Linked DNA regions of Homo sapiens: region 1 is linked to region 2. The links are chromatin contacts, found by Hi-C or POLR2A ChIA-PET in ENCODE. All regions are on one chromosome and are shown on one strand. Each heading gives the region's core, a stretch centred on a gene start or an enhancer-like site at or near the end of the contact. The rest is flanking DNA. Distances are from core to core; before and after follow the strand shown. Region 1 overlaps RALY (RALY heterogeneous nuclear ribonucleoprotein). Region 2 holds the start of PXMP4 (peroxisomal membrane protein 4).

The links. A loop is a pair of places that touch in the nucleus more often than their neighbours do. ChIA-PET counts read pairs that join two places held with the same protein, here RNA polymerase II (POLR2A). Pooled maps may share reads with other maps.
Region 1: a loop to region 2 is called in a pooled map, with 3 times the contacts of the local background. The contact joins the enhancer-like site here to the promoter of PXMP4 in region 2. A Hi-C loop is called at or near these places in 3 of 50 pooled maps. POLR2A ChIA-PET finds 5 or more read pairs at or near these places in 4 of 52 experiments (CD8-positive, alpha-beta T cell, GM10248, PC-9 and 1 more).

What each region holds. Positions count from the first base shown.
Region 1 is chr20:34,019,362-34,026,688 of GRCh38, reverse strand. All of the region lies in intron 1 of RALY (RALY heterogeneous nuclear ribonucleoprotein), which reads right to left. Among named protein-coding and RNA genes, the nearest start is that of MIR4755, 26 kb to the left of the region's middle. RefSeq lists a silencer at 1,332-1,626. Within about 2 kb of position 4,413, at least 5 of the 41 ENCODE cell types and tissues checked have a DNase peak (open chromatin) inside an H3K27ac peak, as active enhancers do.
Region 2 is chr20:33,714,452-33,721,621 of GRCh38, reverse strand. PXMP4 (peroxisomal membrane protein 4) reads left to right here and starts at 1,312. Exons shown (of 4, transcript NM_007238.5): 1 at 1,312-1,527; 2 at 6,886-6,948. The coding sequence starts at 1,415. RefSeq lists an enhancer at 1,716-1,765.

The sequences.
Region 1 (7,327 bases), core at 3,164-5,663, 300 kb before region 2:
GTTTAAAATGTCTCAGGTTTAGAGGCCAAGGCGGGCGGATCACGAGATCAGGAGATAGAGACCATCCTGGCTAACACGGTGAAACCCCGTCTCTACTAAAAATACAAAAAAAAAAAAATTAGCTGGGCATGGCTGGCGGGCGCCTGTAGTCCCAGCTACTCAGGAGGCTGAGGCAGGAGAATGGCGTGAACCCGGGAGGCGGAGCTTGCAGTGAGCCGAGAACACGCCACTGCACTCCAGCATGGGCGACAGAGCGAGACTCCGCCTCAATAAATAAATAAATAAATAAATAAATAAATAAATAAATAAATAAAATGTCTGAGGTCTAGACTTTGGAAAAGATCTTTTTCCTTCCGATACCAGAACCAAGGACTTTTATTTAAAAGAGAAGCAGCAGGAATTCCTCTTTGTAAATGTTAAATGAAGGGAGTTTGCTTGTCCAAACTCCAAACTAAATGTGTCAATAGGAGGTAAAGTGAAACACTTATCGACAAGTTGCTCAGGGCTCCAACCCTCAGCCCTCACTATTGCCCTGCCCCAGCCCAACCTCTGCCAGGTTTAAGCTGAAGCCTGCAGAGGTCAGAAGACAAGCAGGTTCTTCCTCTTGTCACAGCTTCCTCCTCTACCAGCATTACTCCAGGCTAACAAGCCTTGGGAGTATATCGTTCCTTGTGGCTAAGGGGTTACTGACATCCTCTGGACCTTTCTCCAGTAGCTCCCCATCATGAAAGCTTTGTTGAAAAACCTTCCTTATCCCCACCCCCCACAAAAAAAAAAAAAAAAAAAAAACAACCAGGAATCTACTGCTGGAAGCTAGGGAAAGGAGCCAGGAAGTGAATGAAGAGTGAAAATTATGGGAAGCCTGGGTGTGGACATCAAAGGGTGGGGAATCAAGCAAACGGTCTGGGACAAGAGAAAGGGAGCATTCCCTGGGGACCGAAGACGATTTTAACAGAGGAAATAATCTCCTACATTTGTAAAACAATTTTTTTTTTTTTTTTTAAAATAGCATGTCCCTACAGAACTCTTGTTGTTTAGAATAAGCAAGCTCCAGGGCCTGCAGGAAGACTGACCGAAAGGTGTTGGGCCAGGTGAGGTGGCTCACGCCTGTTATCCCAGCACTTTGGGAAGCTGAGGTGGGCGGATCACCTGAGGTCAGGAGTTCGACACCAGCCTAGCTAACACGGCTAAACTCCGTCTCTACTAAAAATACAAAAATTAGCTGGGTGTGGTGTGGTGGTGCATGCCTGTAGTCCCAGCTACTCCAGAGGCTGAGGCAGAAAAACTTGAACCCGGGCAGCGGAGGATGCAGTGAGCTGTGTTTGCACTACTGCACTCCAGCCTGGGCAACAGACTGAGATTGTCTTAAAAAAAAAAAAGAGAGAGAGAGAGAGACGTGTTGCTGAAGGGTTATCTTCCTCAGGAGAGAGGAAGAGAAAGGGAAGCTGCGTTCTCTAGGCCTCTGGGGTGGCAACCAAGGCACCAGTGAGCAGCCACGGGAGATAATCTCAGCCTAATGGCTCCAGGCTCCCTCAGGCAGGGCTCCCCTGAAGGCAGCCTCCAACGCATTTCTGCTAGAGTCAGCACTTCAGGGCTCACAACCGACCACACACAGGGAGTAAAAGACTGGCACAGGGCAAAGGCACAGGGCAAATAGCCCTTGTCCCACAAGCCAACTTGCCAATCTATTTGACAGTTGGGTTCCAGCTCCCCCTAACCCCTCAGCCTCAAAACTGCCTCAACCCTTCTGTAAGGCTTGCTTATCCCAGCCTTTACTAAACCCCATGGTCTTGCAGTTCTCCCAGACTCCTCCCCTCACAAGGATACCTGACCTTGACTCTTGTGACTGGCTCTACTGTATGGTTGCCTATGCCCAGGCATAATAAAACTACTGGCTGTGTTGCTGTGGGGGTAAAAAAAATGACCTCACAACATAATAAAAAATGCAGCCAGGACACAAAATGGGTCAGTAAAACCCTCCCATACTCCCAAACAAAGACAGGTGTCAGGATGCCCAGTGTATCAAAAAGTAGGCCCTAGAGGACAGCTGGTTTCTTAATGACAGGTGACATTAGGGGTCTTGAGCCCAACCCATGTTCACGTATGAGAACATAATGCATGCCATAAATAGATGAAACTCAATCTAGGCAGTCTCCAAGCTGCCTGGAGGAACGTCCACAGAATACAACAGATGTGCAAGACAATCATTCTTGCCTCTGCATTTTCTGGGCAGCTAACAGCATTTCTCCTTTCTCAGCTGAAGCTATCTCTAGTTTTCCCCTCCTCCTTCCCTAGAAGATCCAACCCTGCAGGAATTATCAAGGGAGGCACGAGTAATTACTGTTTTCTTTTCTCCATGCTAATGAGACAGTTGGATGGTTCCCCTTCCCCCTCTTGAGCTGGAAGTGAGAATCTAAAGCTTTATAATCAGTAACCAACACACCAAAGCTCCGACCAGACACTGCTCTGTGCAACTGAGACTGTGTAGAAAATGGCTTTCATGCCCCTGATGAGACCAGAGTTGGAAGGGCTCAACCATTTTATAAAAAGGGAGGTAAGACCAGAGCAGGGAGGGGAATCTGTCCAAAGTCACAGAGGGAAGTCAGTGGCAGGGCCAGAACCAGTCTCCTTATTCCCAATCAGGCCACCTCTCACCTCACTCAGACCATGTTGGCCAGGCTGGTCTCGAACTCCTGATAATCTCAGGTGATCCGCCCGCCTTGGACTCCCAAAGTGCTGGGATTACAGGCGTGAGCCACCACACCCAGCCTGTCATTGGTTTTTGAATACCTATTCAAAAACTGATATGTAAGCTTGAAATTTGCAGTTCCAGCCTCCACACTGAGGTCCCCTCCAAAGTTATTCTATACTGTATTAAGTCTGAGTGAGGTGAGAGGTGGCCTGATTGGGAATAAGGAGACTGGTTCTGGCCCTATTATACCATAGACTGACTGTGGGGCTCTTGTGATACTCCAGCATATGATCAGTGCTGACCATAAGGCTTCACTTTCTAGAGTGCACAAAATTAGGTGCTTTATTCTATAAATGGGGTTAGCTCCACATGAGAGCCCCTGCCTTAGTCACCCGCTTAAGACTTCAGACCCCCACCCCCTCGAACTAAAGCCCAACTCAAAATCCAAGGACAGGCCTCCCCACCAATGGCCATTGTCCAGAGACTGCTTGCCAGCCTGGATGTCCACTTGGGTTTGCTGCTCTCTCCACCCCTCTGTAAGGAAGGCAGCATATAGTAGAAACAATTAGCAGATAGACCTAGGTTTAAGCCATGGCTCTCCCACCAAAACTGGGTATCCTTGGTGCTTTGACCACCGTTCACTTGCCTGTCTCTTCTACCACTCTTCCCTACTTGGGAGCAAGAAATATTCAGTTGTTTTCCTGTATCCACAATGAGTCAGTCACTGTCTACCAAATGATACTCTCTAAAACTTAAGTCCTCACATTTGTAAAATGGTGATTAAATCACCTACCTCAGAATAGTGAAGATAAATGAGGGGAAAAAATTACGTAAACTGCCTAGACTAGTGCCTGGCCCTTCTTCCTCTACTGTATCTTGGATTCCCAGGGCCAAAAGTTTGTCTGTACTGAACTACACAGCCCATCCTGGAGACATCATGCCTTGCTGACGGGGTCTGTTCCACTCTAGCAGTCAGACTGACTGCCAGTTCCTGGAACTCTACCAATAAAAACAGATACGACTACTCTCCTCACAGGTGAAGGTAGTGAATTTCAAGCAAATGATCTTTGAGCATATACTAATATTCTAGATTGAAAAGAGAGGGGAACTTTGGGGGAAAAAATGCTATGCTATGAAGCTGGAGGCTTAGAGAAGAAATCCCAAGTCCCAAAAAGTGGCTGAAGATAATCTGCACTGGAGCCTACAGAAGGGCCAGAGACATGAAATGAATTGCCTTTGGTCACATAGGAAGCTGAAGGCAGAAATGAGCTTAAAACTCACCACTGTGGTCTCCCTAGATGGTACTTTTTCCGTCCTTCAGGGCAGATGCACAGTGCTGAAGGAAAAAGGAAGTGAGGCATAGGAGGCTCAGTAGAGTGGCAGGGAGAGGCACATAGGGACATCAAGTGGCACTTACAAAGTTTCTGTTTGGTAAAGGTGACTGAGGGATAAAGCCAGCCTTTAGTTTCGTAGGGGCCTTATGTGCTCTGGCAGTTGAGGGGCAGAAACAAGTTCAAACTGGCCAGAACAAGTGTCAACAGTTATGGAGGGGAAAGGTATAGGGTGTCTCAAAGTATCATAAGCCCCTCCACCCACAACATCAGCTGCTTTGAGTGATCAAAACCTTCTGCCTACCCATCCCCAACTTCTCAACTCATACTATGATCCAGATTTTCTACGGTATCTGTCTTTTCCACTAGAGGGCCCTCAAACTTAAAAACTAGGGGTGAGGTATAAGGTATAGAGAAGAGAATAAGAGCTTTGTCCAGGCTGTGCATGGTGGCTCCCATCTATAAACCCAGCAGTTTGGCAGGCCGAGACAGGAGACCACCTGAGCCCAGGAGTTCGAGACCAGCATGGGCAGCCAAGTGAGACATTGTCTTTATTAAAAAAAAAAAAAAAGAAAGAAAGAAAGAAAGAAAAAAGGAAAGAAAGAGAAGGCTGAGTGTGGTGGCTCATGCCTGTAATCCCAGCACTTTGGGAGGCCAAGGTGGAAGGATCACTTTGGGAGGCCAGGAGTTGAGGACCAGCCTGGGCAACAGAGCAAGACCCGTCTCTATTTAAAAAAAAATTTTTTTTTAATAATAAAAAAACTTAAAAGAACAAATTAAAAAAAATTTTTTTAATAATAAAAAAATTTAAAAGAACAAATTTTTTAAAAAGAGTTCCGTCTCCTGAGGAAGATCTGACTGATGAGTCTTTTCTTTATTCTACTCACCATATTCTACTTATTATATTCACCCGAACTTCTGAGTTAAGTGACTGGCCCAAGGTCACGCAGCTAATAAAGGCAAATCAGGACTTGCCTGTGTATCAAGTATCCTTTTATGGCCATGACTGCTATGGTTTGAATGTGTCTCCTAAAGCTCATGTGTTGGAAACTTAATCCCCAAAGCAACAATGTTGAGACAGGGGACTCTGAGAGGCAACATTAGTGCATGAGGGCTCTGCCTTCATGAATGGATTAATGTCATTACTGCAGGAAAGTGTCTGCTATCTTGAGAGTGGGTTTATTATAAAAGTGAGTTCAGCCCTCCCACTCTCTCTCACCATGTGATGCCTTCTGCCAGGTTTTTATGCAGCAACGTGGCCCTCACCAGATGCGGGCGGCCCCTTGATCTTGGACTTCCCAGCCTCCAGAAGCATGAGCCAAACAAACTTCTATTGTTTGTAAATGACTCAGTCTATGGTATTCTGTTACAGCAGCACAAAATGGACTAAGACGGTGACTTTCAGCCTGGCACAGTGGCTCATGCCTGTAAATCCCAGCACTTTGGGAGGTCCAGGCAGGTAGATCACTTGAGGTCAGGAGTTCAAGACCAGCCTGGCCAACATGGCAAAACCCCATCTCTACTAACAATACAAAAATTAGCCAGGCGTGGTGGTGCACGCCTGTAATCCCAGCTACTTGGGAAGCTGAGGCACAAGAATCGCTTGAACCCCGGAGGCGGAGGTTGCAGTGAGCCAAGATTGCACCACTGCACTCCAGCCTGGGTGACTGAGTGAGACTCTGTCTCAAAAAAAATAAACTAATTAAAAAAAAAAAAGAAAAAGACAATGACTTTCAGCAAATTTGATTTTTATAGTTTTGAGCGGTAGGTAGGACAGGTGTTCTCTACTAAATCATGTCCCTTCTTCAAACACCTGCAATCCATTTCAGGCCTAGTTCTGACATTTATCTTCTCTTACAGAACTTGCATAACTACCTTCTTTCTTACAGGTCAGCAAACTTTTTCTGTATAGGATCAGATAGTAATTAGGCTTTGTGGGCTACCATAGTCTGCGTGGTATTCAACTCTGCCACTGTAGTGCAAAAGCAATCATGGATGAACAAATGAGTGTGGCTGTGTTCCAGTAAAACTTTACAAAAGAGGCAATGGGCTAGATTTGCCCCACCAGTTTGCTGACATGTTCTAACTAATCTGTCTCCAATCACCTGTTGACTAATCCATTATTCCTACCACAGTCCTGTAACCTCAGTGGATCCCCTTTGCCTACAGGATGGTTTAAACTCTACCCTTATTCATCCTCTACCACATCCTTTTCCTGCACACTGCACTCCAATCACACTGAGTTGTAATTTGGCAGCTTCTACCATTCCTCATGCTGTTCCCTAACATCCTCAATGACTTTCTCCATCCCTTTGCCAATATTATCTACTCAGAGACAAGTCCAAATGCCAACACCTGGGAGAAGTCTTTGCCAATGATTCCTCCCCTCACCCCCATGGGAGTTAATCCTTCCTCATGTTCCCTGACTAGCCTCCTTCCCAGGTAATCTGTCCAGCACATCCTCCACTTACATGTGTTACGGTGAACCTTCACATGCCTATCTAATTTACTGGGAGTTCTTGAAAAACAGGAACTGTGTTTCATATGTCTATACACTATTTTCAGAACCTGGTACACAGTGGGCACTCAAGCTTCCTTTTTTTTTGAGACAGAGTCTTGCTCTGTTGCCCAGGCTGGAATGCAGTGGCGGGATCTCGGCTCACTGCAAGCTCCGCCTCCCGGGTTCACGCCATTCTCCTGCCTCAGCCTCCCAAGTAGCTGGGACTACAGGCGCCCACCACTACGCCCGGCTAATTTTTTGTATTTTTAGTAGAGACGGGGTTTCACCGTTTTAGCCGGGATGGTCTCGATCTCCTGACCTCGTGATCCGCCCGCCTCGGCCTCCCAAAGTGCTGGGATTACAGGCGTGAGCCACCGCGCCCGGCCAAGCTTCCTATCTACCGAATAAAGCTTGCTCTGTCTTACATAATTTGTATGTGTATGGTTGTCCCTCACCCACCACTACCTCCCCACTCCCCCAGAATTCTAAGTTTCTCAAGAGCAGGGACTGTGTCTTACTCAACTCTGTGTCCCTTGCAGTACCTAACAGAGCACCCAGTGTCTGCCTACTGAACAGGCTTCTAAGCTGAGTAGATTACTAGAACATGGGGATCTTCGGTTCTAGCAGAAATGTGAGACGACCCACAGCATCAAAGAATCCTTCAGTCTGCTTTATGGGCTTGCCCCTACCTCCCATCCCATCATGTTTTCGGGTCTGGCCAGGTAACCACTTAAAGCAGAGGCCAAGACCAGGCATCTCACTAGGTTGCTCTCACCTGTGCTGAGTTAAAGGAACTGGAGCTAT
Region 2 (7,170 bases), core at 63-2,562:
AGCACTTTGGGAGGCCGAGGCGGGCGGATCACAAGGTCGGGAGTTTGGACTAGCCTGGCCAATATGGTGAAACCCCGTCTTTACTAAAAATACAAAAATTAGCCGGGCGTGGTGGCATGCACCTGTAGTCCTAGCTCCTCAGGAGGCTGAGGCAGAAGAATCCCTTGAACCTGGGAGGCAGAAGTTGAAGTGAGCTGAGATCACACTACTGCGCTCCAGCCTGGGTGATAGATCCGAGACTCAGTCTAAAAAAAAAAAAAAAAAAAAAAGAGCCAGGGTAATGAGTCAGAGTGGACAGTGCTACTTCAAATTGGATGTCTCAGAAAGTCTCTCTGATGAAGTGGCATTTGAGCTGAAACCTGAAGGATGAGAAGAAGCCCATCATGGGAAGAGCCCAGGATGGCGAATATCAAGCAGGGAACCAGCAAGTGCAAAGGCCCTGAGGTAGAAGGGTTCTTGGCCCAAGGAACAGAAAGGAGGCTGTTTGGCTGGGAAGCAGTGAGGTGGCAAGTGCTGGAACGTGGGGTCAGAGGGAGAGGCACGGACCAGATCACAGGAGGTCTTCTCTCTTGGGCCTTGGGGAGGAGTTTGGATTCTAAGAATAAGTGGACGCCGGCTGGGTTCACGCCTGTAATCCCAGCACTTTGGAAGGCCGAGGCAGGTGGATCACCTGAGGTCAGGAGAGCAGCCTGGCCAACATGGTGAAACCCCGTCTCTACTAAAAATACAAAAAAATTTGCCAGGCATGGTGGTGGGTGCCTGTAGTCCCAGCTACTCAGGAGGCTGAGGCAGGAGAACTGCTTGAACCCTGGGGGGTGGAGGTTGCAGTGAGCCGAGATCGCGCCACTGCACTCCAGCCTGGGTGACAGAGCGAGGCTGCATCTCAAAACATACATACGTACATGGAAGCCATTGAGGGGCCATGTGACTGACACTCTGGGAAGATCGCTATGGTAAAGGATATCCCAGTCAGAACTATCTCGCATAAAGATGGGGCCCTGCTCCTCCCTGTATCATCACCTGTCGCCCATCCCATCTCTAAGCAGGGCCACTCCTCATTCAGGAGCCCTCCTTCCAAGTACACGCCTCCTTCCAAACCCACTCGTGAACCCAACATGGCCCAAGGGAAAGTGCCTTCTGATTGGACAAATCGTGTGTGACCTTGGGCGGAGCCCACTGTGATTGGCTACAAGCTTTCCTTTCTCTTCCAGTCAGACAACTATTTCGATGAGTGCTATTGTCCCATGAGACAAGTACGCTCTCTGATTGGTCTTCCATGCATGAGTGACGCAGAAACAGCCTATAGACGCCACGAGTCGGCGGCGCTACCGAGGGGCTGTGGGCGCGCAGCTGGAACCTCCGGCTGTCAGTGCGCTTACAGTTCCTAACCCCGACCCTGCGCGCAGCCCGCACTATGGCAGCCCCGCCGCAGCTAAGGGCTCTGCTCGTAGTCGTCAACGCACTGCTGCGCAAGCGCCGCTACCACGCTGCGTTGGCCGTGCTTAAGGGCTTCCGGAACGGGGCTGTGTGAGTGGGGCCGTCGGGCCGGGCTGGGGCTGAGGGATGTCCTGCCTGGGGTCAGAGGCGCGAGTTCGAAGTCCGATGCCGCGGTGCTGTTTGCCCTGGAGCAGTCCTCGTGTGTCTCTAAGTCTCGGAGGTCACCATCTGTGCAATGGGAGCTGGATTTTGGCTTGCGCGCCTTCCCAGCTCTGAACTGGGGCTCCCACTGCACATTTTCTGGGTCTTCCAACCTTTGCAGCCTGGCCCTCTTGCTTTGACTCCTCCCATGCCAGCTTCTGTATCCCCTCATTTGGGTTCAGTTCACCTCACCTCTCTGTGTGCCTTTGGGCCTCAACGGCCCCATCTGCACAATGGGGAACTGGACTCTGGCCTCTAGCTGGCAGGCGGATGCCTCCTGTCTATTCTGTCCCCATGAAGCTTGCCCATGGGCTTGCATCCTGCTTCTCACTTCTCACCTGTAGGACTCCAGCGCTAAGTCCCGTTCGGCTCAGGGGGCTCCTGGGACGTGACAATGAATGTAAAAGAAGCTGCAACTATCCTGGCATCTTACCTGCAAGAGAGGTCTTGGGGTCATTGCCCTGGCTGGTGCCTAGAGGGGAGCTCAGTCTCCTTTAAACCTAGTGCATAACAGCCACCATTTATTGAGGGCCTACAGTGCCAGAACCGGGGACAAAGCAGAGAACAAACCAGAGAAAGTGGTTTGTGTCCCCCAGAATTGGCATCCTAGTGGCAACGTGGGATGGTGGGAAGGATGTGGATGCCTTGGCTTGAACCCTGGCCCCACCTACCCGTGTGATCTGGAGGAAGTCATTTAGCCTCTCTAAGCCTCAATATCTGTAAAATGGGCATGGTACTAGTACTTATACTATCAGGATTGAGTCAATATGTGTGAAATGCTTAGCACAGGCTGGCCACGGTGGCTCACACCTGTAATCCTAGCACTTTGGGAGGCCGAGGCAGGCGGATTATCTGAGGTCAGGAGTTCGAGACTAGCCTGGCCAACATGGCAAAACCCCGTTTCTACCAAAAATACAAAAATTAGCCGGGTGTAGTGTCACATGCCTGTAGTCCCGGCTACATGGGAGGCTGAGGCAGGAGAACCGCTTGAACCCAGGAGGTGGAGGTTGCAGTGAGCTGAGATTGTGCCACTGCACTCCAGCCTGGGTGACAGAGTGAAACTCCATCTCAAAAGGAAAAAAAAGAAAGTTTCATGAGGCCATAACTTTATCTATTTTGTTCCTTGGTGTATTACTAGCACCTGGTATTTAGTAGTTTCTGAAATATTTATTGAATGAATGAATAAGTGTGCAAGATCAGAATTGCCATTGTCCCCATTTTCCAGATGAAAAGGCTGTAGCTCAGAGGTAGACCCATTGCTCGTGGCCACAGCACTTGGTCACGGTTGGAGCCGGGATTCAAACCCAAGGATGCCTGGCACCAGTGCCAGGCTCTTGGCTCCCATGGACACTCAAGAGTCAGGTAGAACTGGTTCCCACTGGGTCTGGCCAAGGGCATATCCTTGATGTGCCCTGAGATAACATCAGTAACCCTTTTGCCAAGTTTTTTTTTTTTTTTTTTTTTTTTTTTTTTGAGATGGAGTGTCGCTCTGTTGCCCAGGCTGGAGTGCAGTGGCGCAATCTCGGCTCACTGCAAGCTCCGTCTCCCAGGTTCACACCATTCTCCTGCCTCAGCCTCCTGAGTAGCTGGGACTACAGGCACCCACCACCACGCCCGGCTAATTTTTTTGTATTTTTAGTAGAGACAGGGTTTCACCGTGTTAGCCAGGATGGGCTCGATCTCCTGACCTCGTGATCGGCCTGTCTCGGCCTCCCATTGTGCTGGGATTACAGGCGTGAGCCACCACACCCAGCCTTGGACACAGGTTTGATTCCAGTCTTTTGTTTTTTCAAACAAGCCTGCAGTGAACATTCATGTATATTTGGGGAGACAATAGTATGTGGCTCATGACCATTGTCTCAAGGAGGCTGTCAGGATTTTTAGACCTTGTAGCCTGGTAAGACCAGGGTTGGGTACCTGGAGAACTTAGGGATAGGGGTAGGGGTGGAGGTGTCCAATAAAGAAGAGTAAGAAAAGAAGAGACACTAATATTGATTGACCTAGGAACTTTTATATGTGCGTAACTGCCAAAAGCCATTCTGTAAAATGGAGAATACCTTTTGTTGATGGGAAAAGGGAGGTTCAGAGAGGTTAACTAATTTATCCAAGCTCACATAGCAAAACATGGCAGGGCTTTGGCCCAAATACCACTGTCTTTCTACTATTCATCTGAGTATAGTTAAAACAATGAAAGTAAACATGGTCTTGTTCACGTCATTCCTAGATCCCTAAATGAGGAGGGGAAAGGAAGGGTGGGGGAAGAGGTTTGAATCTTAAAAAGAGGCAATTATGTAACAATTATGTAACATTTAAAATATTTAATAATTTTTTTTTTTTTTTTTTTGAGACGGAGTCTCGCTCTGTCGCCCAGGCTGGAGTGCAGTGGCGCGATCTCGGCTCACTGCAAGCTCCGCCTCCCGGGTTCACGCCATTCTCCTGCCTCAGCCTCCCAAGTAGCTGGGACTACAGGCGCCCGCCACTACGCCCGGCTAATTTTTTGTATTTTTAGTAGAGACGGGGTTTCACCGTTTTAGCCGGGATGGTCTCAATCTCCTGACCTCGTGATCCGCCCGCCTCGGCCTCCCAAAGTGCTGGGATTACAGGCGTGAGCCACCGCGCCCGGCCTAAAATATTTAATAATTTTAAAAGCAGTACTTAATCATAGATAATTCTGGAAGTCTAGAAAAGTTTAAAAAGCAAGCAAAAATAAATTATATCTATTATATATTCCTCCAGTGCAGTGGGCATTGCTAATAACAGTGGCATATTTCCTTCCAGTTTTTTATTTTATTTTATTTTTGTTTTTGAGACAGAGTCTTAGTCTGCTGCCCAGGCTGGAGTACAGTGGCACGATCTTAACTCGCTGCAGCCTCTGCCTCCTGGGTTCAAGAGATTCTCCTGCCTCAGCCTCCCGAGTAGCTGGGATTACAGGTGCCTGCCACCACACCCAGCTAATTTTTGTAGTATTTTTAGTAGAGACAGGGTTTCACCATGTTGTCCAGGTTGGTCTCAAACTCCTGACCTCAAATGATCTGCCCACTTCAGCTTCCCAAAGTGCCAGCCTTTTTATAAATGCATTTTTACAAAGTTGAGGTCCTTCTTTGTATAATAGTTAGAAAGAGGTACATTTTGAATAGGTACAGTGTTACCTAACAGCTGTTTTAGGGAATCTGTTAACTTTAAGATGAGCTAAGCTGAAGACAGAACCTTCTAGAAATGACATTGTCATGGGTAAGGGGTGTTCTGGCATCGGTCAGTCAACAGTTATTTATCAAGCACATGTTATATGTCAGGTACCATGTGGGGTACTATGCTAGGGACTATGCAGATGACAAGCCAGACACATTCCCTGTCTTCACAGAGCCCACAGTCTAGCACAGGAAAGAGATCATTATAATAGAATAAATACTGAATAACCGAGTCATTAAATTGGGAAGATGAAGTGCTGGAGAGAAGTTTTGGGATCTGTGGCAATGAAAAATTGCTCAAACCTAGGCTGGAGCATCAGGAGGCCTTTGCAGAGGGCCCAGCTGAGACCGGAAGGCTGAGGGAAGGTGGCTGGGGAGGAGCACGCCAGGTAGTAGGAACTGCCAGGCCAAAGCCAGGAGCAGAGAAGAACCTGATGTGTCAGATGCAGTCCAGGAAGGACAGTGTGGCTGGAGCAGCAGAGGAGGGCCCTGGGGTGAGGTAGGAGCAGTGAGCAGGGGCCAAGGCTATAGCACTTTCAAGGCTGCAGGGAAGAGCTTGGAATTTGTTCTGTGAGTAGTGGAAAGGTGTTAGAGGATTTTAAGCTGGGAGTGATGTGATGAGATTGATGTTTTTAAAAGATGAGACTGGCTAGGACAGGCAGGATGGCTCACGCCTGTAATCCCAGCACTTTGGGAGGCCGAGGTGGGCGGATCACCTGAGGTCGGGAGTTCGAGACCAGCCTGACCAACAGGGAGAAACCTCGTCTCTACTAAAAATACAAAGTTAGCCAGGCATGGTGGCACATGCCTGTAATCCCAGCTACTCGGGAGGCTGAGGCAGGAGAATCGCTTGAACCCAGGAGGCGGAGGTTGCAGTGAGCCGAGATCATGCCATTGCACTCCAGGCTGGGCAACAAGAACAAAACTTCGTCTCAAAAAAAAAAAAAAAAAAAAGAGACTGGCTGCAGTGAGAACGTCAGGATGGAGCAGAGGGAGCAATTCCACAAAGCCAGTTGAGCAAGGATGGTGGACCTTTTACATGTACCATCTCCTTCCATCAAAATTATGGGGCGGGGCACAGTGGCTCACGCCTGTAATCCCAGCACTTTAGGAGGCCAAGGCGGGCAGATCACCTGAGCTCAGGAGTTTGAGACCAGCCTGGCCAACATGGAGAAACCTTATCTCATACTAAAAATACAAAAATTAGCCAGGCATGGTGGCACGTGCCTGTAATCCCAGCTACTTGGGAGGCTGAACCAGGAGAATTGCTTGAACCCAGGAGGTGGAGGTTGCAGTAAGCTAAGATCATACCACTGCACTCCAAGCCTGGGCTACAGAGAGAGACTCTGTCTCAGAAAAGAAAAAAATTACAACCAGCCCTCTGAAGTTTAACATCCCTTTTTGAGGTGAGTGGATCACCTGAGATCAGGAGTTCCAGACCAGCCTGGGCAACATGGTGAAACTCCATCTCTACTAAAAATACAAAAATTAGCCTGGCATGGTGGCTGGCGCCTGTAATCCCAGCTACTTGGGAGGCTGAGACAGGAGAATTGCTTGAACCCGGGAGGCCGAGGCTGCAGTGAGCCAAGATTGCACCACTGTACTCCAGCCTGGGCGACAGAGTGAGACTCCATCTCAAAAAACAAACAAAAAACATCCCTTTTTATGCTGAGCGTGATGGCACACACCTGTAGTCTCAGCTACTCAGGGAGGTGAGGCTGGAGGATCGCTGGATTCCAGGAGTTCAGGGCTGCAGTGAGCTATGATCGTACCACTGCACACCAGCCTGGGAGACAAAGTGAGGCTCTGTCGCTAAATAATTAAAAATAAACATCCCTTTTTATGGTGCGGAAACTGAGTCTGAGAGAAGTTAAAGGACGCGCCTGAGACCATACTACCAGGAAGTATCAGAGCCAGGATTTGCATCCAGCATGATTTCCCCTCCCAAAGTGGTGTTAGAATTTGGGATGGGGGGAGAGAACAAGGGGTCAAAAGGACAGCCCAAAAAGAAAGTGCGACACAGTGACATTATAGTAACTGTTTTCTTCTGTTTCTACAGCTATGGAGCCAAAATCCGGGCCCCTCACGCGCTGGTCATGACCTTTCTCTTCCGGAATGGCAGGTACACATCCCTCAAACTGGGAGAGAATGTGGTCAGCCCTCAGTGCCAGGACAGTCGTAATAGCTTCTTAGCTGGGTCTACCCTGTCCCCCCATCACGCCTTCTAAAGTTCAACTCTTTTTTTGTTGTGTTTTGTTGTTGTTGTTGTTGTTGTTGTTGAGATGGAGTCTCTCTCTGTCACCCAGGTCAGAGTGCGGTGATGATCTCGGTTCACTGCAACCTC